2 separate regions of the Homo sapiens genome follow, and region 1 is linked to region 2. Evidence: chromatin loops called from intact Hi-C (ENCODE). Cell type or tissue: tibial artery. All regions are shown on one strand. Each heading gives the region's core, and the rest is flanking DNA. Links, peaks and the distances in the headings are about the cores only.

Evidence for each region. Hi-C counts contacts between places; a loop is a spot of excess contacts. Peaks named below come from ENCODE experiments on the same cell type or tissue, not always from the same donor. Only the 100,000 strongest peaks of a DNase experiment are listed, where the experiment ranks them.
Region 1: it touches region 2 in a loop (2.3-fold over the local background); 34 of 110 quality-filtered maps call a loop at or near these places.

The regions. Positions count from the first base shown.
Region 1 is chr6:99,996,353-100,007,316 of GRCh38, forward strand. It overlaps MCHR2-AS1 (MCHR2 antisense RNA 1), which reads left to right. Exons shown (of 3, transcript NR_038384.1): 2 at 4,442-4,644. Among named protein-coding and RNA genes, the nearest start is that of MCHR2, 7.6 kb to the left of the region's middle. In tibial artery, for the core only: a CTCF peak has its summit at 5,762 (motif pointing right); no DNase peak of the experiment used is centred there; H3K27me3 peaks cover 995 bases.
Region 2 is chr6:100,087,334-100,098,297 of GRCh38, forward strand. It overlaps the pseudogene LOC100420742. Among named protein-coding and RNA genes, the nearest start is that of MCHR2, 99 kb to the left of the region's middle. In tibial artery, for the core only: no CTCF peak of the experiment used is centred there; DNase peaks (open chromatin) are centred at 4,995 and 5,738.

The DNA of each region.
Region 1 (10,964 bases), core at 4,206-6,705, 90 kb before region 2:
TTATAAAAATAAAAGAGATTGGTGCAATGACTGACCCCTCATGCTGATGAGAATGAGGCTTATTGTGTTCCAAACGTGTATATACCATGGACTGCAGAGTGTCCGCAGCAGGTCCTGATCTCTATTCCTTCTCATTAAGGGATTGTTCAGGAACATCTCTCTGCTGACTTGGCATGGCTTTCTTCTGAGGACCCAGGCTGTTCTTGAGCTCCTCACTGGCCTGGGCTGGGATATTACTTGTCTCTGCAATCATCTGCTACCCAGCTTGGTCTTTGGCTCTGCACTTCCTCGAAGCACAGTCTCTGAGAACTTAGTCTTAATCATCCACTCCTATCAAAGCATCTGATTCCCTCCAAAATCCTTTGCAGAATCCTGACTGAGGCTCTCTAGGAAAATGATCTCTCTCTAAACTGAACCCGCTGTGTCCATATTGACTCTATAAGCTGAATTTTCATTGAGTTTTCACAACAGAAGGGATTTTAAAGACCTATTAACAAGAAGAATTTCTGCTAGGAATCTAGTAGTGGGTTCCATTTAGATTATAATATTTTAAATTGTCTCTCAGGCTGCAGCATCTCAGGAAATTAGCCTGAATTAGGAAATTCTCAGAAAGTTAGTCAGATGTCATTTTGTGCCCACTAACATAAGCATTGCATAAAAAGCAGTGAGATATTGCAGTGTTTCCAAAAGTGTGTTCTGTGGAGCACTAGTTCCATGAGATGATCCATAAACAAAGAGTTTTGTTGTGAGACAATTGTTGGTCCTAGCTCTTTAACCCCTCCTTGGATCCACTCCTTGCAATGGCCTCACCATGGATGGAGCATATTTCATCACTCCCTGACTTTGGGCTTGGCTATGTGACTTGCTTTGTCCAGTTGAATATGGATTACAGACACAGTATGACAATTTTAGGAGTAGGACTTAAGAAACTTAGTGCATTTTCACTGCCTCTTTTGTACCTCTGGCATTGTCCAAGAAGAACATGTCCTGGCTAGCCTGCTAGGCCAAGGAGGATGAGAGAAGCATAGAAAACACAAATTCCCAGGCCTGCTGCTTGAAGCAGAAGTGTTCCAGTCAAACTTCAGCTCTGTGAGAATACATGAAGATTGTTCTGAGACACTGAATTTTGGTGTGGTTTGCCATCTGGAATTATTGTGGCTGTAGATAACTAATATAATAGTCAAAAGAGTTTGGGACACATATAACTCCCTCTTCTCAGAGTCATAACCCACATTAATATATTAAAGGCTCTGAGAAGGACTGCATTATTTCATTACTTCCCAAACTCATTTCATTTTTTACCTTTATATTATAATAATATTATATAAAATATACACTTTAGATTAAAAAAAAAAAAACAAAGAAGAGCAGTTTGCCTAAGTCCTAAACTTGCTATTAAGAAACGTGGATGAACTCTTAGAACAACTGACAATGATTTTCAAGCCTTACCAATCAATCAGATTCATAAAGTTTACTTACTAGTAAATCCCCATTTACCTTCTCATGGCTGCTGAATTTCACATCAGTGACTTGTCTGGTATGGCTCTAAATTTCTAAATGAGTAAGAATTATTTTCCACTTCTGGTGCTAGCCAAATTTCAGAATGATTTTATAATCAGTATAAAGAACATTCATTTTTTAAGTAAATGACCAATGAATTATATTGATCAATTTTAATTAAATTCTTTTTTTCAAATAACATGACTAATATTTGCTATTAAAATTACTTAGCAGCTATGTTGGTGTTAAAAATGAGAATGAATAACCTAAAATACTGGCTGATCTCTTTTTCTCTTAATTTTTGAGAAATGGGGAGCACTTTCAGGAGAATTCTTTTTCAAGCTTAGTCACAATGCCAAGGCTTGGGACTGCTTTCAAGCACAAAAGAAAACACATGGGTTTCAGGAAACATATAGAAAACACCTCCTTTTTCATTTAATTTGGTAACTATGATGCATTGTTGATATCTGTTTATATTCCCTAAGGGGCCTTGGCCTGTGCTTTCATTTCAAACACAGGTGCTCATGTTCAACACCATTGGCAGTGATGTTTGTACAAGAATTTATTTCTTTCCAACTTCTTGAAGAATGGTCATAGCTTATCATATAAGCTGTCTCAGTAAGCATAAAACATTATGACCTGGAATGTCTTAAAACAAAGTGAAAAATCAGTTGACCTTTTATACTTTTCTTCCTTCTTCTAAGTGGACTTCTTTCTTCTCACTATATTTGCCCCTAGCTGGCTGGTCTATGGTAAGGTGCTATCTATTAACTAAAGCGTTAGTAAAATTCTTTCATTTTAAAAATCTTTCATTTTATAAGTGGTACTTTTAAAAGACATTTATTTCCAATAATAAAATGCTTGGAGAATTATTCCAGATACTAGGGGTACAAAGATGAACAAGATATCATCCCTGCCAATGAGGACCTTCAAATCTTGTGGTGAAAATAAACACATGAATAGTTACAGTGCAAATGAAATGAAAGTATGATATGCATTCTTAAGATAGAAGTAAGACATGTTAATTGAGTATTCTTAAAGTAAGTCATTTTTATGAGTTTGCTCATGTTGGCTAGCAGAATTGTGATGTGTTAGTGAGTTGAGGTATACAGCCTAGTTTTTATTCTTTGAAAAAACATGAAGGGTGCTTTACCTTGGGTTCTAAGAGAGACAATCACCACGATTCACTGTGAACTACTGCCTTTAATATTTGGAATGAGAACTACATACTCTACTAAACAGTTTTCCTAAGCCTAGTTATAGATAATAAACTATGTATAATATAAATAGAGAAAGTGGATGTTAATATCCAACTCCATCCTTAGGAATTATGAGAAACTTTGAGGAAACAAATTTAAATGAACTGTCTTTGGCTTAATCCACTCTGTATTTCTCCTGCTGCATCAGGTTCCGTAACCCTCTGCTATGTCTCCAGTGCTTCTTGGGCTAAGGTAGAAATACCAGGGCTGGTTTTCAGTCTCAATTAATTTGCACAAGTTTCGCTTTGGCTTCAGAGTTTATAGGGATAATTACCTCCCCAAATGCTCTGGGAAATGCATGCTCTTATTACAAGGGTTACCATATATCTCAGTTTATCTGGGACAATCCCAATTAATGCCTACTGTTCTGGTGGGACTATTAGTTATATCTTATGCCAGTGTAATGGATTAACGGGGCAGCCACCTATTAGTCCTGCTCACCCTGTGGGAAAGGGATGGGAGTGTTATAGTCTGCTCCCTTTGTCTTTGAGATAACAGCTGAAAACAGAGCAGAAATGTGGGTGCCATGAAATTTCCTGTGTGCACATTAATATCTTTCTTGGGGGGCAGTAGCTCAGAATTCTAAGGTTTTACCATTTCATGTCCCCATCAAATTAGCCTCATATCCTTTACCTCCCATGCATTCATTCTTTGAGAGTGAAATGTTTAAATGCCTGCATTTAATATTTACATTTGTTTTTTGAATTATTTTTGAATTATAATGATTTATAAATAATTTATAAATGACCTTCATTTTACTGGAATAGATATTCAGAGAATGATTTAATTTACTCAGTTTTAGTGTAGCACCACCATAAATCCAAAGGGAAATTGAAGAGAACTCACTGGTTTACTGTTTCTCAATCTTGGTGAATTTCATCTCTTTATTTCAAAGATACATTGTGTCCTTGTGTATTGAGTAAAAATAGCTCCACTATCTAATAACAAAGGCATACTGTATTTGACAAATTCCAGATTATAAAACATGTTTATAGTGGAATTGATAAAATTCATAGTAGCAGTACAGTAGGGAAGACAGATCTATGTAATGGGTCTAGGTATGGATTGGAATCAAGTCTAAAGGCCCCTTGTGTAAGTTGTGTGCTTTGAGGGAAGTCATTTAATGTTTTTGAGCCTCAACTTCATTATGGATAAAATGAGGAAGTAAAACTTGCCCTACCCACCTCATAAGGCAACAAATGTGATTAATGTAAAAATAATTTATCCAATGCAAAGCACTATGTGATCATAAGTGGTAGCAGAGAGCTCTGTCCTTCAGGCTATTTAGAGGTATTATACTCACAGAAGAAAAGATATCCACTTGAAAAGTGAGATTTCGTAGTCTATCTCTCTTTCCATTGGCAGTTCCATTCCCCCTATACAGACTAAAGCTCAAACAAGTTCAAGCCAACAAGAATTTGTCAGGAACTGATCAGGATACAGCAATGGGTTTGAGGTGGGCAGAAACTGCTAGTCAATGGGGCATTTCAAAGATGCTAGTGTTTGCAAATTCTGTACCACTGGTTCCTACTCTTGCCAGTGCCTGAACTTGATTTGGTTATAAAGATAAATAAGACATGGTTCTGCTCTAGGGAGCCCACAATTCAATGAGGGAGACAGACATACACAAGTTAATTTCAATATAATGTAATAAAGAGTATAATTTTTTTTTTCATCTTCAGCTGACAAGTTTATTTAATCCCTGAACCTGGATCCAAGGCATCTCCCTGTAGAAAACATCAGACCGGGGCAGAGATTGACAAAGCAACCCAAAGCAGCAGCTGCCAACGGCCGCTGTGCCCACCTCATCAGCAGCTAAAGAGTATAATTTTAAAAAAAGTCACAGAAGAATGTGGAGACACTTAGCAAAACGGACTCTCATAAGGTAAGTTTAAAGAAAGATTTCAGGTGCCAACGATATTGTGTATGTCTGAAAGCCTTCTGTAATGATCATTATGGCACAGTTCTCAGGTGTAACAAAGGGTCAGAGATTACACCTCCTTGCTCCTAGCATAAAAATAACAACCACAGATTTTGTTGTAGAACACACCAGTGCCTAATACCTCATTCGGTCAATTACTTGCTACATTTCTGAGCTTCAGCTTCTTCATCTGTGGTGCAGGGGTAATCATATCTACCTCAGTCTACTGGAATGTCAGCTCTACAAGGGCAGGGACTTTGGCCTCTTTTGTTTATTACTGTGTCTCCATCACTTAGAACATGGTAAGCACTATGGATGTTACCTTATATAGGAAGTACTTACCTGGCCCATGGTAAGTACTCAATAAATATTAATAGTTGTGGAATTTGTTTTGTAAATGAAGGTAGCTATTCATCTCCCAATCACCATTTTTTTTCCTAATTTTAATGAAGATCCACAGTAGAGTCAAGGAGATATTGGACCAGGTCCACTGGTTTACTCTTTGCTTCTCAATCCTGACCAATTTCACCTTTTTGTCTTTCAAGTATGTATTTCAAAGGTACATAGTGTCCTCGTGTATTTAGTAAAAATGGCTCCATTACACAAGACACAGGCAAAAGGCAATGGACAGACCATGCTCATGATGCTTCCCCGTGTATATCCATGTGGTCTGCCATGCTGCAATGTCCTTCCCCGTTGAGAAATTTGCAAGGATCTGAAGACTCAGGTCTGTATATAGAAAGGGTATCATCAAATATGCTTACTTTTTCTGTTTTTCAATGTTTGGAGTCTCTGTTTTTATAAGTGTACAGTTATTCTGAAAACAACCTTTTCCCAAATTGTCAGAGAAAAAACTGTGACTATGCTAGAGTAGTTCATCCATCAAGCTACATCCTTTAAGTACTTTCTCATCTAAAGGATTGACAGATTGCACATTTCACTGGAAAGCTGTCACACAAATATTTCCCTGGAGAGTTGGTAGCTCCAGAGCTTGAGAGTCGGATCTCAGAACGGCAAATACCTCATTGAGAACTAGCTCTAACACCAAATGCAGTTCTCCCGACTGGCCACTTGGTGGCAGTGCCAACTAAGTGCCAGCTCAAGCCATTAGATTGCACACAGGCATGTGATTCCTAACTTCTATTTATTCATTCAAATTTTAGGACCTACAAGTGGTTTTTGGTCAATCACATGGGCTAAGGCAAACTTTGCTTACTGACAAAGAGACTACATGACAATTTTAAAATACATTTCTTACCCTAATTTATGACATTATGTTAGGCCCCCAGTTAGGATACACCTGAAAAGGTGAATAATGGCAATTTCCTCAGTGTCTTTTAATAATCTCTATCTTGACATTATACATAGGTCAAACATAATCCAGGTCCTATCCCAGAACTGGTTATTACCCTGAACTTCTCCACCTCATAAATCTTAAACTCTGTTCTCTGACCACAAACATCTATCTCTCCCTCTTTGCTGTTACAGCAAAGGTGTGCTTTCTCAGAGATCACAGTCTCTTGAGCCCTTCTCTTTTTTCCTGTTTTCCATGTTCCATAGTCCATCCTGCAACCCTTCTGTGTTAGGGTTCTCCTGAGAAACAGAATGAATAGAATGTAGATGGTAGATACATAGATTAGATTAGAGCTAGATAGATATAGAGATAGATAAAGACTTATCATAGAAATTGGCTCATATAATGATTGTGGAGACTGAAAAGCCCCACGGTCTGGCATCTGCAAGCTGGGAACCAGGAGAACTGGTGGTGTAACTCCTGGTCTAATTCCTTAAGTCCGGAGAACCAGGAGCTCCAATGTCCAGGGGCAGGAGAAGACAGATGCCCCAGCTCAAACGGGGACAGTGAATTCACCATTAGTCCACCTATTTGTTCTGTGCAAGCCCTCAATGAATGGGATAATGTCCACCTGCATTGGTGAGGGCATGGGCTCACTGCTGCACCTCTTTTGCTGTGAAGTGAGTTTCTGGATCAGAAACAATGCTGTGTGGAAAACCATGATGGTGGATAAGGCATTCTGTGAATCCACAGATGACAGTTTTGGCAGAGAAGCATTGCAGGTGAGAAAAGCAAGTTTGTATCCAAAGTAAGTTTCTATTTTAGTATGGACAAAACACTGCCCCTTCCATGATGGAACTGGTTCAGTGAAATCAACTTGCCTCCAGGTAGCTGGATGATAACCATGGGGAATGGTGTCATATTGGTGTTCAGTGTTGGTTTCTGCTGCTGGCAGATTGGGCACTCAACTGTGGCCATATCCAAGTTGACTTTGGTGAGTAGAAGTCCATGTTGCCGAGCTCATGCATAACCACCATCTCTGCCATCATGGCTACTTTGTTAATGAGCCCATTGGCCAATGACAGAAGTGGCAGGAAAGAAAGAGACTGACTGGTATCCACAGGACAGGTCATTCTATCTACTTGATTATTAAAATTCTCCTTTGCAGAGGTTACTCTTTGGCAGGCTTTCACATGGGACACAAATACCTTCATTTTTTTGTTTGTTTGTTTTTGTTTTACTCATTCAGAGATGTTTCCTCTCTGTGTGTTGGCTCATTCTTTCCCAGGCTCCTTTGACAACCCTTTAAGTGTTGCTGGAATTCTTCCTTAGACTTATTTTCTCTCTATACAACCCCATGTGACCTCTTTTATGGCTTCAATTATCAATTATATACTGAAGAATATACTCCTGAAACAATATCTCTAGGCAGCTTGTCTAAACCTGAACTCCCCATTCCTTCATGTTTTCTACCAAGTCTTTTATTTTATTTTTTTAGATGAAGTCTTGCTCTATTGCCCAGGCTAGAGTGCAGTGGCATGATCTCAGCTCACTGCAACCTTTGCCTCCTGGGTTCAAGTGATTCTCGTGCCTCAGCCTCCCAAGTAGCTGGGATTACAGGAGTGCACCACCACACCCTGCTAACTTTTGTATTTTTTTGTAGAGATGGGGTTTTGTCATGTTGGCCAGGCTGGTCTCGAACTCCTGGCCTCAACTGATCCGCCCACCTCGGCCTCCCAAAGTGCTGAGATTACAGTTATTTACCAAGTCTTCTCATCCTTTATTCTTCATCTCATTAATGGTTCTGTTAACCACCTCGTTATCAAATTGGAAACCTAGAAGTCATGCTTTACTCCCTCTCTCTCACTTCACACATCTATGTAGGCACCAAATTCAGTTAAATGTAGTACCTTTACATCTACTGAGATAGTTCACTTCTCCATCTCCATAGCCACTGTCTTAACTCAGGCTGTCTTCATTTTCCCCCATAAATTACTGAATAAGTTGCTCATTCCTTGTCCCAACAAACCAATTCTCCAAACTCCTGCAAGAGGGAATTTCAAACAGGAAGATCTGATTTGCTTAAATTCATTTTTGGTTTTTCATATTGTTCAGCATAAACTCCTAAGCATAAAGTTTTGGAAATGCATTCTGAAAAAGTGAAACAAATGACAACTTTCTGAAGCTATTGGAAACTTAGATAAAATGTTTAACATTACAGAGAAAGTATTTGTTTTGTGGTAATGACATGAATTTAAATTTTGGTGGAGCAAGGCTTTGTGGTAAATATAACATTTGTATTAATATAAAAATCTATGGAGAAGAAATAAATTTGAAGCTGTTTGTCATGTACGGATAAACCATAATTGTATTCAAACAAACTATGATATCATATCTGTTAAAATAGAGTCTGTAGTTGTTGCAGTTTAAAGAGTTTAACATATCTTACATGGTTAATGTCATAAAATATTTGCTATGAAGTTGATGTTGAATAATAAAACAAGCTTTGACATGGCAAATTGCACTTTATCTCTTTTCTTCCCATCATCAATTGAATTTACAAGTGTTTTAGCCTTTGAAGAACTACTTTGCAAATCAATGTTAATGTTCTACAACAGCGTTCAACTTTTTGTAAATGAGCTTTTTAACCTTTTAGTATATTAAAAAGTCAACTGTACATCTATCAATCATTAAACCATTCTGTGAATGTAATGCCAAAAAGTCAGCTTTGGCAGCATTTACTGAGTTGAAATTATTAAAAAGAAAGCCTGCACCCAGATCCCAGATGTTGCTTTCTAAATATCATTCTCCAATAAAAGCAACCAGGGGTCCTTAGAGAAATGGTTGATGTCAGCAACTCTCAGTTTCGGCTAGGATTGGAACAGGGAAAATATAAGATGAGCTTGAAGCATTTGTAGCCCCAGGAAGCAAGGAAGAACCCCTAAAACAAAGGATAAAGGCATGCCGAAGGGACTAAAGAGCCAACCTGAAAGAGCTCCCAGTGGCCACATTGGAATAATTTGAAAAACAAAATAATAATAATGTTGGATTATTACTGAAAGCATAGTATGATTATACATGAATCTGCACTGAATACATATATACAGTTCCCCTGGAATGGAAGTATAATTCCCTCCTCCTTGAGTATGGGCTGGGCTTCATGATTTTCTTCCAAAAATAGAGCATGAAAAGGAAGAAAAATAATAACTTTATTGTAGAGAAACCTGGCAAACACTACCTTCAGCAAGTGATCATGGTTAACATCACTAGTGCTATGGTATGTTGACACCATGTGATGAGGAAGGCATTTCACCTTTGTGGTATTCTCCCAATCCCATAACTCCAGTGCACCATAAGAAAAACATCAAACAAAAATCAAAGAACATTTTATAACATATCTGACCAGTACTCTTCAAAACTATCAAGGTCATCAAAAATAAAGACAGACTAAGATGAGACTAAGGAGATATGATGACTAAATGTAATGAGGTATCCTGGATGAGATCCTGGAACAGAAAAAGGACGTTAGGGAAAAACTAATGAAATCAGAATAAAGGGTGGAATTTAGTTAATAGCAATGTACCAGTGTCGATTTCTTAGTTATGACAAGTGTACCATGGTTAAAGCATGATGTTAACAAAAGGAGAAACAGGGTGAAGGATATACAGGAATTCTTTGTACTACTTTTACAGTTTTTATGTAACTCTAAAATTATTCTAAAAGAAAAAGTTGATTTAAAAAAGAAAGCCTATAATATTGAAAATGTTAAATGCATTAATCCAGAATTTTGGGAGGCCAAGGTGGAAGGATCACTTGAGCCCAGGAGTTGGAGACCAGCCTGAGCAACATAGGGAGATGCCATCTCTACAAAAAAATTTTAAAAATTACCCAGGCGTGGTGGTGCACACCTGTGGTCCCAGCTATTCAGGCAGCTGAGGTGGGAGGATCACTTGAGCCTGGGAGGTCAAGGCTGCAGCAAGCCGAGATCACATCACTGCATTCCAGGCTGGGTGACAGAGCGAGACCCTGTCTCAAAAACAAAAACCAAAAAACCTTATTTCTACAAAACCAAGGAGAAACTGAAGAAATTATGGGGAACTCAAACAGTGTGTACAGGAATAAATTTTGAGTATCTTGACTTGTAGAAAGAATATTTTGATGGAGCTCCAATTTTTAATTTGATAATTTATATTGACGTCTGGAATTGAAAGATATTGAGAACTCTTAGATTTTGCAGGATTTATATTTGGCAAAAAATTCAAAAGTATATAAATTCAGGCTATGTTTTTTTAGAAGTTCTTTTTTTCCTACAAAATAATTTGTCAAAGAAGTTGTACTCTGAAGGAAAGCAAAAAGCAGTGCTTGTGACAATATTGGGGTAAAATATTTATACATTTCAATTAGAAGAAATTAGATTTGAGACTATTCTTCATAACTGGCTCCGAGTTTGCCAGGAACCTCAGTGCCTATGGAGAGAACATACTATCAAATAAAAAAATAGAGAAGTATCAATTTCGGATGTTAACAATTTCAAATGTATTAACCACCAAAATAACACTTTGCAGACTACAATTTGATGAACAAATTAAAAATAATAAGATGCTTATTGAAAAAACTGCACTCTTCAAGAAAATACTAGTAACATATTAGAGACAGATGCAGCTAAGCAACTGAATATGCATCACAGTCATTGTTTTGTTTATTTCATTTTTAAAGCATTCAGGTAGTCAATATAACAAAATAATTTTAAAAATTGTTTAAGGTGCATGAATGTATGTTATTTTCAATTTTTAGAAGTAATTTTATTTTTTAAAAGTTTTTAATAGAACTGCCAATGTAATACAATAGGACCAATATAGTAAAAACACAATTTGTTGCTCGATAAATATTTTAATTATGTAATTTTCATGATTGTGTTAGCATATTCTCTTTCACTCTCAAACACACTTTCACGTGGATAAATTCACTTAACATAAAGATATCCTTGAGC
Region 2 (10,964 bases), core at 3,500-5,999:
GACTGACTATACTGAGAATATTACCAAAAAATGTACCCAGAGAACGGGATTTGAATTGAACCTTGTTGTTTACTATTTGAATGTCTAGAGTAGGGCACTTAGCCTCCTGAACTGCAACAGTTGTTTTATGAATTATCTCAAGTAGGAACTACATAAAGCTCTTTGTAAACTGTAAAACACTGGTGAAGTAAAAGCTTTAGATAGTAATTTACCATATTAATTTATATATTGTCAAAATTTAAATTTGTGTATTTTTGAGAATTTTGCTTGTTGATAGCATGCTAGGCTTAAGCATACTAGGTTTTTCAGCTTTAAGCTTCTTTTTTGCAGAATTGGGTGTTATGGAAGAAAAATCTATCTTTTTTTGATGGGTAAACTATACAATCCTATAATTAAAAACTACATCCTTCATAAACCCAATGCCTTGTCATAGATCAGGTGGCACTCTCTAGCTAAAAAGTGGACATAGGCAATACACTATTATTTGTCCAATAGAAACTCTCTTTTTTAGGTTCAAAAGAGCTTTTGTTAATTAAATATTTGAGACTACCTGTGCAATACCAATACCATTGGTAGATCTTTTAGTTTTTTTTTAAAAAAATCAATTTATAAAAAATCAATTTTGTGGGAAGAAAATACTAAGTTGATCTGCCAATTGAATAACATTTAGACTAGTAACCCCTGTTAGGCAAGTCCCAAGTTTACCAAATTATCTTAGTCCCAATATAAACAAAGTTGTAATTGCTTCACTTAGTACCTTAGCACTTGTGTAGTTATGAAAAACATCATTTAATAGCAGCAGTGAGGAGAGCAGAGGGAATTAGCTGTTCCCATGATGCCATATTTGGCTTACCTGATGAAATACAAAGACATAATCCAAGTTCTAGCAGCAAATAAAATATTTAACTGCCAAGCATGACTCATAGCTTCCACATCTTTAATGACTATTTGAAACATCAGTAGTAAGACTCTATTTTTAGGAGCTAACAAATGTTAAATAATTGTGGTTTGCATTATTTTCTAGAGGAAAAGGCTTGAAAATATACCTTCTAATTCTAGTATATTTTACCCGTGTCTGCACATAAAAGGTTTGATAGGATTTAGCCAGAGAGCAGAAGCAGAATAACAAGACCAGTAAGTTTCTATCTGTAAGCATTTTGTTGCTAAGATTCCAATAGTTGAATGGAGTCTCTGGTTCATTATTGGATTTACGGAGCTTTAGTGTGGTAGATATACAGCCTAAAAAGTATAGAAATTATAAATTATTATTAAAACCTAGATATGCACCTGCCTTGGCCTCCCAAAGTGCTGGGATTATGGGCGTGAGCCACCGCACCCAGCAAAACCCGGTCTCTACTACAAATACAAAAATTAACCAGGCACAGTGGCACGCGCCTGTAGTCCCAGCTACTCAGGAGGCTGAGGCAGGAGAAACACTTGAACCTGGGAGGCAGAGGTTGCGGTGAGCCAAGATCAAGCCACTGCATTCCAGCCTGGGCGACAGAGCAAGACTCTGTCGCAAAAAAAACAAAAACCATAACAACAACAAAAAACCTAGATATGCAAAGTCTCCTAGTCACATAATGATAGTATTCACTTATAACCATATTTCCTTTTCATAAATAGCAATCTAATCTTCATGTTGAATGACTGAATGTTTCATTACATGTAAATTTTATTTTATTATATGATCCCTTATTGTTGGTTGCTTAGGTCCAACTTTGAGAGATGGTAACTGTCCTGTACGCACAGTTTTACATCCATCCATTTCTGGGCCCAGTTGTGCTCTGACCAGTAGAGTATGTATGATTGTTTACACAGCAACTCCAACTCTACATGTAACCATTCTTTTAAAAATCTTTTTGTAAACTTTTAAGTTCAGGGGTACATGTGCAGTTTGCTACATAGGTAAACTTGAGTCATGGGGGTTTGTTGCACAGATTATTTCATCACTCAGACATTAAGCCTAATACTCAGTAGTTATTTTTCCTGATGCTCTCCCTTCTCCCACTCTCTACCCTCCAACAGGCCCGAGTATGTGTTGTTTCCCTCAATGTGTGCATGTGTTCTCATCATTCAGTTCCTGCTTGTAAGTGAGAACATGCGGTATTTGGTTTTCTGTTCCTGCATTCGTTTGCTAAGGATAATTGCCTCCAGCTCCATCCACGTTCCTGCAAAAGACATAGTCTCATTCTTTTGTTTTGGCCTCATAGTATTCCATGGTGTATATGTACCACATTTTCTGTATTATTCCAGTCTACCACTGATGGGCATTTAGGTTGATTCCATATCTTTGCAATTGTGAGTAGTGCTGCAATGAATATACACATGCATGTGTCTTTATGACAGAATGATGTACATTCCTTTGGGTATATAACCAGTAATGGTATTGCTGGGTCAAATGGTAGTTCTGTTTTTAGGTCTTTGAGGAATGGCCACCCTGTTTTCCACAATGGTTGAACTAATTTACACTCCTACCAACGGTGTATAAGTGTTCCTTTTTCTCCAAAACCTCACTAGCATCTGGTTTTTTGTATTGTTTTGTTTTGTTTTGTTTTAAATAAAAGCCATTCTGACTGGTGTGAGATGGTATCTTATTGTGGTTTTGATTTGTATTTCTCTAATGCTGAGTGATATTCAGCTTTTTTTCATATGCTTGTTGGCTGCATGCATGTTTGTCTTTTTTTGAAAAGTGTCTGTTCATGTCCTTTGCCCACTTTTCAATGGGGTTGTTTATATTTTTTTCTTGTAAATTTGTTTAATTTCCTAGATGCTGGATATTAGATCTTTGTCAGATGTATAGTTTGCAAAGATTTTCTCCCATTCTGTAGGTTATCTGTTTATTCTGTCGATAGTTTCTTTTGCTGTGCAGAAGCTCTTTAGTCTAATTAGATTCCATTTATCAATTTTTGCTTTGATTGTAATTAGTTTTAGCATTTTTGTCACGAAATCTTTGCCCATACCTATGACAAGAATGGTATTGCCTAGGTTGTCTTCTGGGATTTTTATAGTTTTGGGCTTCACATTTAAGTCTTTAATCTAATTTACATTAATTTTTGTATATGGTATAATAAAGGAGTCCAGTTTCAACCTTCTGCATATTTCTAGCCAGTTATCCCAGCACTATTTACTGAATATGAAGTCCTTTTCCCATTGCTTGTTTTTATCAACTTTGTCAAAGATCAGATGGCAGTGCAGAAACTTTTTAGTTTAGTTAAGTTTCATTTATTTATTTTTGTTTTTGTTGCATTTGTTTTTGGAGTCTTAGTCACAGATTCTCTGCATAGGCCACTGTCCAGAAGAATTTTCCCTATATTATGCTCTAAAACTTTAAGGTTTTCAGGTCTTAGATTTAAGTCTTCAGTCCACCTTGAGTTAATTTTTGTATATGGTGAGAGACTAGGATCTAGTTTCACTCTTCTGCATGTGGCTCTCCAATTTTCTCAGCACCATTTATTGAATAGAGTATTTTTTCCACAGTATATGTTTTTGTCTGCTTTGTTGAAGATCAGTTGGTTGTAGGTATTTGGCTTTATTTCTAGGTTCTCCGGTATGTTCCATTGGTCCATTATACCAGCACCATGCTGTTTTCGTTACCATCACCTTGTAGTATAATTTGAAGTCAGGTAATGTGATGCCTCTAGATTGGTTCTTTTTACTTAGGATTACTTTTTTTATTCAGGATCTTTTTTGGTTCCATGTGAATTTTAGGATTGTTTTTTCTAATTCTGTGAAAAATGACATTGGTATTTTGATAGGAATTGCTTTGAATCTAGATCGCTTTGGGCAATATGGTTATTTTCACAATATTGCTTCTTCCAATCCATGAGCATGGGATGTTTTTCCTTTTGTTTGTGTCATCTACAATTTCCTTAATGAGAGTTTTGTAGTTCTCCTTATAGAGATTTTTTCACCTCCTTGGTTAAGCATATTCCTGAGTATTTTATTTCTTTTACAGCTTTTGTTAATGGGATTGACTTCTTGATTTGAGTCTCTGTTTCATTGTTATTGGTGTATAGAAGTGCTACAGATTTGTGTACACTGATTTTGTAACATGAGACTTTACTATTAATAAATTCATTTAGCAAATCTAGGAGTCTTTTGGAGCAGTCTTTAGAGTTTTCTAGGTATAAGATTATATCACTGGCAAACAGAGATTATTTGACTTTCACTCGTCCAATCTGGACGCCCTTTTTTTATTTCTCTTGTGTGACTGCTCTGGCTAGGCCTGCCAGTACTATGTTGAATAGAAGTAGTGAAAGTGTGTTGCTACTCTGCTACTCTTCTTTATTAATGATTTTAAGGGTATTAACCCTACTTTTAGAATTAAGTTTCATAAGGGTAGGGACCTATCTGTTTCTTCTCTCTATACTCAGTAACTAAAACAATGTCCACACACAGTAGGCATTCAATTAATACTTATTTTTTAGAAATATTTTATTATTTGGGCGGGCGCAGTGGCTCACGCCTGTAATCCCAGCACATTGGGAGGCCTAGGCGGGTAGATCACAAGGTCAGGAGATCGAGACCATCCTGGCTAACACAGTGAAACCCTGTCTCTACTAAAAATGCAAAAAAATTAGCCAGGCACAGTGGCGGGCGCCTGTCGTCCCAGCTACTCGGGAGGCTGAAGCAGGAGAATGGCATGAACCCGGGAGGCAGAGCTTGCAGTGAGCCGAGATCACGCCACTGCACTCCAGCCTGGGTGACAGAGTGAGACTCCGTCTCAAAAAAAAAAAAAAATCATTATTTACTATTATGGTTAATTTTATTATTATCTATAATAATAACCACATCAACTACAGTGAAGGATTTCACTCTTGCCTCATACTTGCTGGCAAAATAATTAAGCCATTGAGACCAAGACTAGGAGCAGATTTGCCACTAGGTCATGTGAACTGTAGTAGAGTAAAGGAGGGGATGGGGGAACTCTTTAGCTCGCAGCAAAGTAAACTCAGAGCCCCAGGTCTGTGCTCCAAGCAAATGGGCTCTGTGGTGGTTTCAGAGGGCAGATCTGGGGCCAGTGCCAGAAGGTAGAGGGAGGTAGCTATCACCTACATGTGTAACTTGCAGAGCTGAATGACTGCAGTGGACTGCCTCAAGAGACGGTTAGTTAATTAGAAAACATATCTAATAGTAGCAGTCAGCTACTTATGAGCTCTTACTGTATGCTTGAAGCTGAGTTTATCATACAGAATCTAATTTAATTATCATAACAACTCTATTAGACATACTATCACCTCCAGTCTACAGATGAAGAAACTGAGGCTCAAAATTTGGACAACAGTATTTTGCCAAAGGTCCCATAGCACATAAGTGGTGATGTGGGATTTGAACCAAGGCTGTCTGTGTTCAAAGCCAGAGCTCTGATCCACTATATTAAACAATCTCTACTGCCTTTCAGAAGCACCTCATATGTCCAAGGCACTGTGCTTCAGATGCTACCTCACTGAGTCCACTGACAACATATTAAGGTGGATGTTATTATCTACATCTTACAGATTTCGGAACTGAGGTTTGGAGGGATAAGTGGCTTGCTGCAAGTTCCACAAGACAGAGAGGCCAGATTTCAACTCCAGTCAGTCTGACTCCACCCATGCCAATCCAGAAGAGGCTAGAGGCTCATTGACCAGGCATTCTAGAAGGGATTCCTGCAGCGAGTGGAGGCTCCTTCATTCTTTCACTCAAAAACCTTACAGGGCCGGGCGTGGTGACTCACACCTGTAATCCCAGCACTTTGGGAAGCCGAGGTGGGAGGATTGCTTGAGCCTAAGAGCCTGAGACCAGCCCGGGCAACATAGTGAGACCCCATCTTTACAAACAAAAAATTTAGCCAGTCTTGGTGGTGTGCTCCTGTAGCCCAAGTTACTTGGGGGGCTGAAGCGGGAGGATCACTTTAGCTTAGGAGGTCTAGGCTGCAGTGAGCCATGATCAGGCTGCTGCACTCCAGTTGGGCAACAGAATGAGACCCTGTCACAGCCCTTGTGCAGTATGTCTGCCAGTTGAGCTCTGGATCTTGTAGGACATTCAGGGCCATGTTGCAGGTTCCAGTGGCCATATCCTGCTTTCCTAAGTGGAATATTTTGGCCGGGTGATACAGGATGGGAGGTTGGTTCTTGGCGATCTCGAAGGCCTTGCCAAAGCAGTCCAGAGGGTCGGTCTCCGAGTACTCACAGTATGGATGCCCATGGTGGTGATGGATAAGGGGTCCTTCCTCTCCAGCAGCATTCTGTTGCAACACCAGGCCAGGGCTCGGTAGTGGGGGAGGTCCTCAGACTTGAGCACTTGCTGGAGCAGGGCCAGCATGCAGTTGAAGGTGGGCAGCCTTTTCTGCTTCTCTCTGCCCAGCTCCAGGAAGATGCCATCTAGCCTGATGAAGAGCATTGCCATAGTGAAGTACCAGCCCCTTTTCTCTTCCATTTGGATCTGCTTCCCCCTTTGGCACCATCCTTCCACCTTCCTGAGAAAGCCCCTTTGGGCATATTGAGCCCAGCTCAGCTGAAGCTCAAGACCCCCGTGAACTGTTCTGCCATTATTATTCTTGCCAACCTTGCTGTGCATTCAGAACGACTTGGGCTTCAATTAATATTTATTATTAAACACGTTACAAATAGTTTTTTTCCAATTTTTACATTACATTTTAACATTGTTAATTGGTACGTACTGAATTTATAGAAATTGTAAGTCAATGTGTTCTTTACACTTTTTAGTAAATATCTGTTTCTGAAAAACAGAAAAATCTCATTTCTGTTCTTAAGATTATTTGAGATTTTTACAATTTCAGTAGCATAACTAATGCTTCAGAGCCCTGGCTGGTGGAGGAGGGGTGAGTGAAGGAAGACATAGGCTTTAATTATAGGCTGGCACTTACAAGCTGGTCAAATTATTTCACCTCTCAGCCTGAGATTTCTTATCTGAATATTAGAGTATTAATTATTCCTGCTCAGATAATCACTGTGAGAATTAAATAAATGAGAATCTTTGTAAAGTACTTAGTACAATATGCAGAATATGCAGTCTAGTAATAATGTTACCTTGGTTCTGATAATAATGATGACAATAACTTCTCTAGATTTCAATCTTCTTCTGTAAAATGAAAATAATGATGCCTACCTCATGTGAATATTGCCTGGAACATATTAAACACTCAATAAGTGACAGTTATAAAAAATAAAAATTAAAAATTACACAAAACAAGAGTGATTTTAGAATTCTCTCTCTCTCTCTCTCACACACACACACACACACACACACACACACACACACACAGAGATTCCGATATGCTTACATCCTTAGGAAAGATAATCGAGCCTTCTGATCCCTACCTCCTCTCCATTGAAGATGACTGTTTTAACATTTTTAAAAATAAAATCTACTAATCTTTCCCTTTGAAGGAATCTGCCTTTGAAGTCAAGCTAAAGAAGTCTATACTCATACTAAAATTTGTAAAAAAAAAAAACACTCATCAATCCTTTATTGTAGTTTTTTTTCAGTTAATTTCTAATTCAGATGGAATACATTATGGTAAAAATTATGAGGTTTCCAGTTGATTAGCAAAGTGTCCCAAGTGTCTTTTTGTTGCTAATAGTACTTCAAACTTTATTAAATGATTTCCAAAGAACATTATATCATCATACATCTTCCACATTTAGTAAGTATATTTTAGGTATTTATTTTTGTGTTGTTATAAATAAGACTTTTAACTATTATATTTTGACTAATTATTGATATTTAAAATATTTTTGTGTATTTAAAAGGTCTGTTGTCTTACCCATAACTTTTTAATAAATTACTTTTAATATTTTTTCAATTAATGGAAGCTTTCAAGTATGTAATTATATTACTTGCAAATTATAATCATATTTGCAACTTTTTGTCTAAAATAACTTTGACTTGAACTTCCATTACTTTGTTAAATAATAATGGAGATAAATATTCCTGATACTCTCCTCGGTGTCCTCCCATCAAGCGTGACATGGGCTGTTGGTTGGAAATAGATTTCCACCTCTCCCGCACAATAAAGAAATATGTTATATTTCTATGTTATTGAGAATTTTAATCAGATATAAATTTTAAATGTCATCTTTTTTTTGAAATCTATCAAGATCTTTCCTTTTCCCACCCATTTGTATAATAAGATGTATTTTCATCTTGCTAATTGTATTAGTCCATTATCATACTACTAATAAAGACATACTGGAGACTGGGTAATTGATACAGGAAAGAGGTTTAATTGACTCACAGTTTTGTGTGGCTGAGGAGGCCTCAGGACATTACAATCATGGTGGAAGGCACCCCTTCACAGGGCGGCAGGAGAGAGAATGAGAGCCAAGTGAAGGGGGAAAACCCTTATGAAACCATCAGATCTTATGAGAACTCACTCACTATCATGAGAACAACATAGAGGAAATCACCTCCATGATTCAGTTATCTCCACGTGGTCCCGCCCTTGACATTTAGGGATTATTACAATTCAAGATGAGATTTGGGTGGGGACACAGAGCCAAACCATATCACTAACCAATGCTAATATTAAACAATACTCAATGGTACTGAAGTATATCTCTTGTGGTGATTGGGTTTTTGTTGTTATATTGCAGAATTGTATTTTAAGATTTTTGCATCTACATTCAAAACTATATATTTTGTCAAATTTTTTTTATTATATACCAAACTCAAAAGTTTTTTCTTTATCTCTATATTCTTCATCTTCATTCTCTCTTTGTCAGGTTTTGGAATTAAGGTTATAATTGCTTTCAAAAAATTGGAAGTTTCCTTTTCCTTTCTGTTCTGGAAGTGTGTACAAATAGCATGAGACTAATTGTTCTTTGTGGGTTTTAATGAATTTGGACAAAAATCTTTCTGAGCCTAATGCTATGTTTTCAAGATTGTTCTTTCAAAACTGTCATTTTGTTATATTATTAATTTGTAAAAGTTATTGTCTTTTTAAAGTAGAAAATTATTGTAATTTATATTTTTCTTAAAAATTATTCTTTCAGAATTTCAAATGCAGTTAGAAAATAAAATATTAGTAGTGTGTATAGTTGTAACTGGCTTTATTACACAAGGTTATACAAGAAAAGGGAAGAACACAAGCAAGAATTAGCACATTTGCAAGAGAAGGGATAGGGAATAAAGTCAGTCCAGAAACTGGACTTAGAGGGATTGGAAATGCCAATGACTCATAGGTCCTAAACGAGAAGATGCAAAACTTTAAAAGCTTTTAAGTAAGAAAAGCTTGTGAATACTTAGCCTTGAGGAAAATACCATATTAAGATTGTGGCCTTTCTTCCTAAGTCTGGTGCCCTCAAGGAAGATGCTTTAAATTGAGAGAGAAAAAAAAAGGTATGAGGGTAAGGAGAAAAGCAAGAATCTGAGCTCGATAATTATATCTAGAAACATGAATTTCATTAGCTTTCTATTGCTACGTCAGAAATTAACATAAATTTAGCAGCTTTGAACAAGGTTTGTCCCAGTTCCATAGACCAGAAGTGTAGCCAGATTATCTGCTCAGCTCTCACATGACTACAATTAAGATATTGGTCTCATCTGAGGCTCAAGTTTCATTTCCCAAATCACTGGTTGTTGGCAGAATCAGCTCCTTGATGTTGGAAGACTGAGGTCCTCACTTCCTTACTGGCTGTCAGCTGGGGGTTGCTTTCAGCTCCTAGAGGATGCTCTCAGGTCCTTGCAGGTGGTTCCCTCCATCTGCAAAACCAGCAGTGGGGAATCCTCCCTATGTAGAATTTCTCTGACTTTAGAAAGGGCCCTTGAGGGACTCACCTGATTATGTCAGGCCCACCCTGAAAAATCTCCCTCTTTTCTCTTTTTAGAGACAGGGTCTTGCTCTGTCACCCAGGCTAGAGTACAGTGGTGTGATCTTCACTCACTGCAGCCCTGAACTCCTGGGCTCAAGTGATCCTCTTGCCTTGGCCTCCCAAAGTGCTGGGATTACAGGCATGAGCTACTACACCCAACATAATCTTCCTTTTGATTAACTCAAAAGTCAATTGATTAATAACCTAATCACGGAAATAATGCCTCATGATATTCACAGGTCTGCTTAAACTCAAGGAGGTGGCATTATATAAAGCATGCATGCCATGAGGCAGGAATCTTGAGGGCCATCTTAGAATTCTGCCTACCCCTGGAGCTGACAGGAATAAATAAGTTAGAAACCTGCTAAGGTATGGAGAGAATTTTGTCTATGAAACAACAAAAATAAAACAAAAATTTAAAAATATGTTTTGAGACTCCTAATTTGCACAAGCAATAAATACTGGATGTCACAAGCCCAGGATCCAGAACCACACAGAAGATTATAGAGCCTCAGTCGACCTAGGTCTCCAAATGTTTGCATGGAGTAGGTGCCCAACCTTCCCACAACCCCTCCCAGGTCACTCTCCAGACTTAATGCACATGAGAGCTGAGTGTGTTGAGCCATGAGATGTTTGATTTAGCGTTCCCAGGTGCTAGTATCACCATAAGCAAAACAATACTCTGTGGACAGTGAAGCGACTAAGTAGAAGGAGCTTCGGGTTCCCGGATGACCCAGTGAAGTCAAGTTACATACCTTCACTGGACTGTCTTTCCTGTAGTGTTTAAGCCTTTAAATTCTTAGAACTCTCTTTCTTTTACAGTAGTTTTGCCTAATTTTTATAACTCTCTTTTGTAGTAGTCTTGTCTATACCCCAACTAATAAATACATTTTCTTCTAAATAACTTTTATAGTTTTGTATTTGTACCACTCATTCAGGAAATCTTAGGTACTACCTTTAACTTCTTATCTATATCTGCCTTGAATTGTTATTTACATCTTTTATTGTTAATTACTTTTCCAAATGTTTATACCTTTTCCCTCTAAAATTTTAAGTCCTGTAAAGAACAGAAACCATCTCATATATTTTTATATTACATGATCCTTAATACTGTTCCCTAGAAACAGATGAGTTCAGTATATGTAA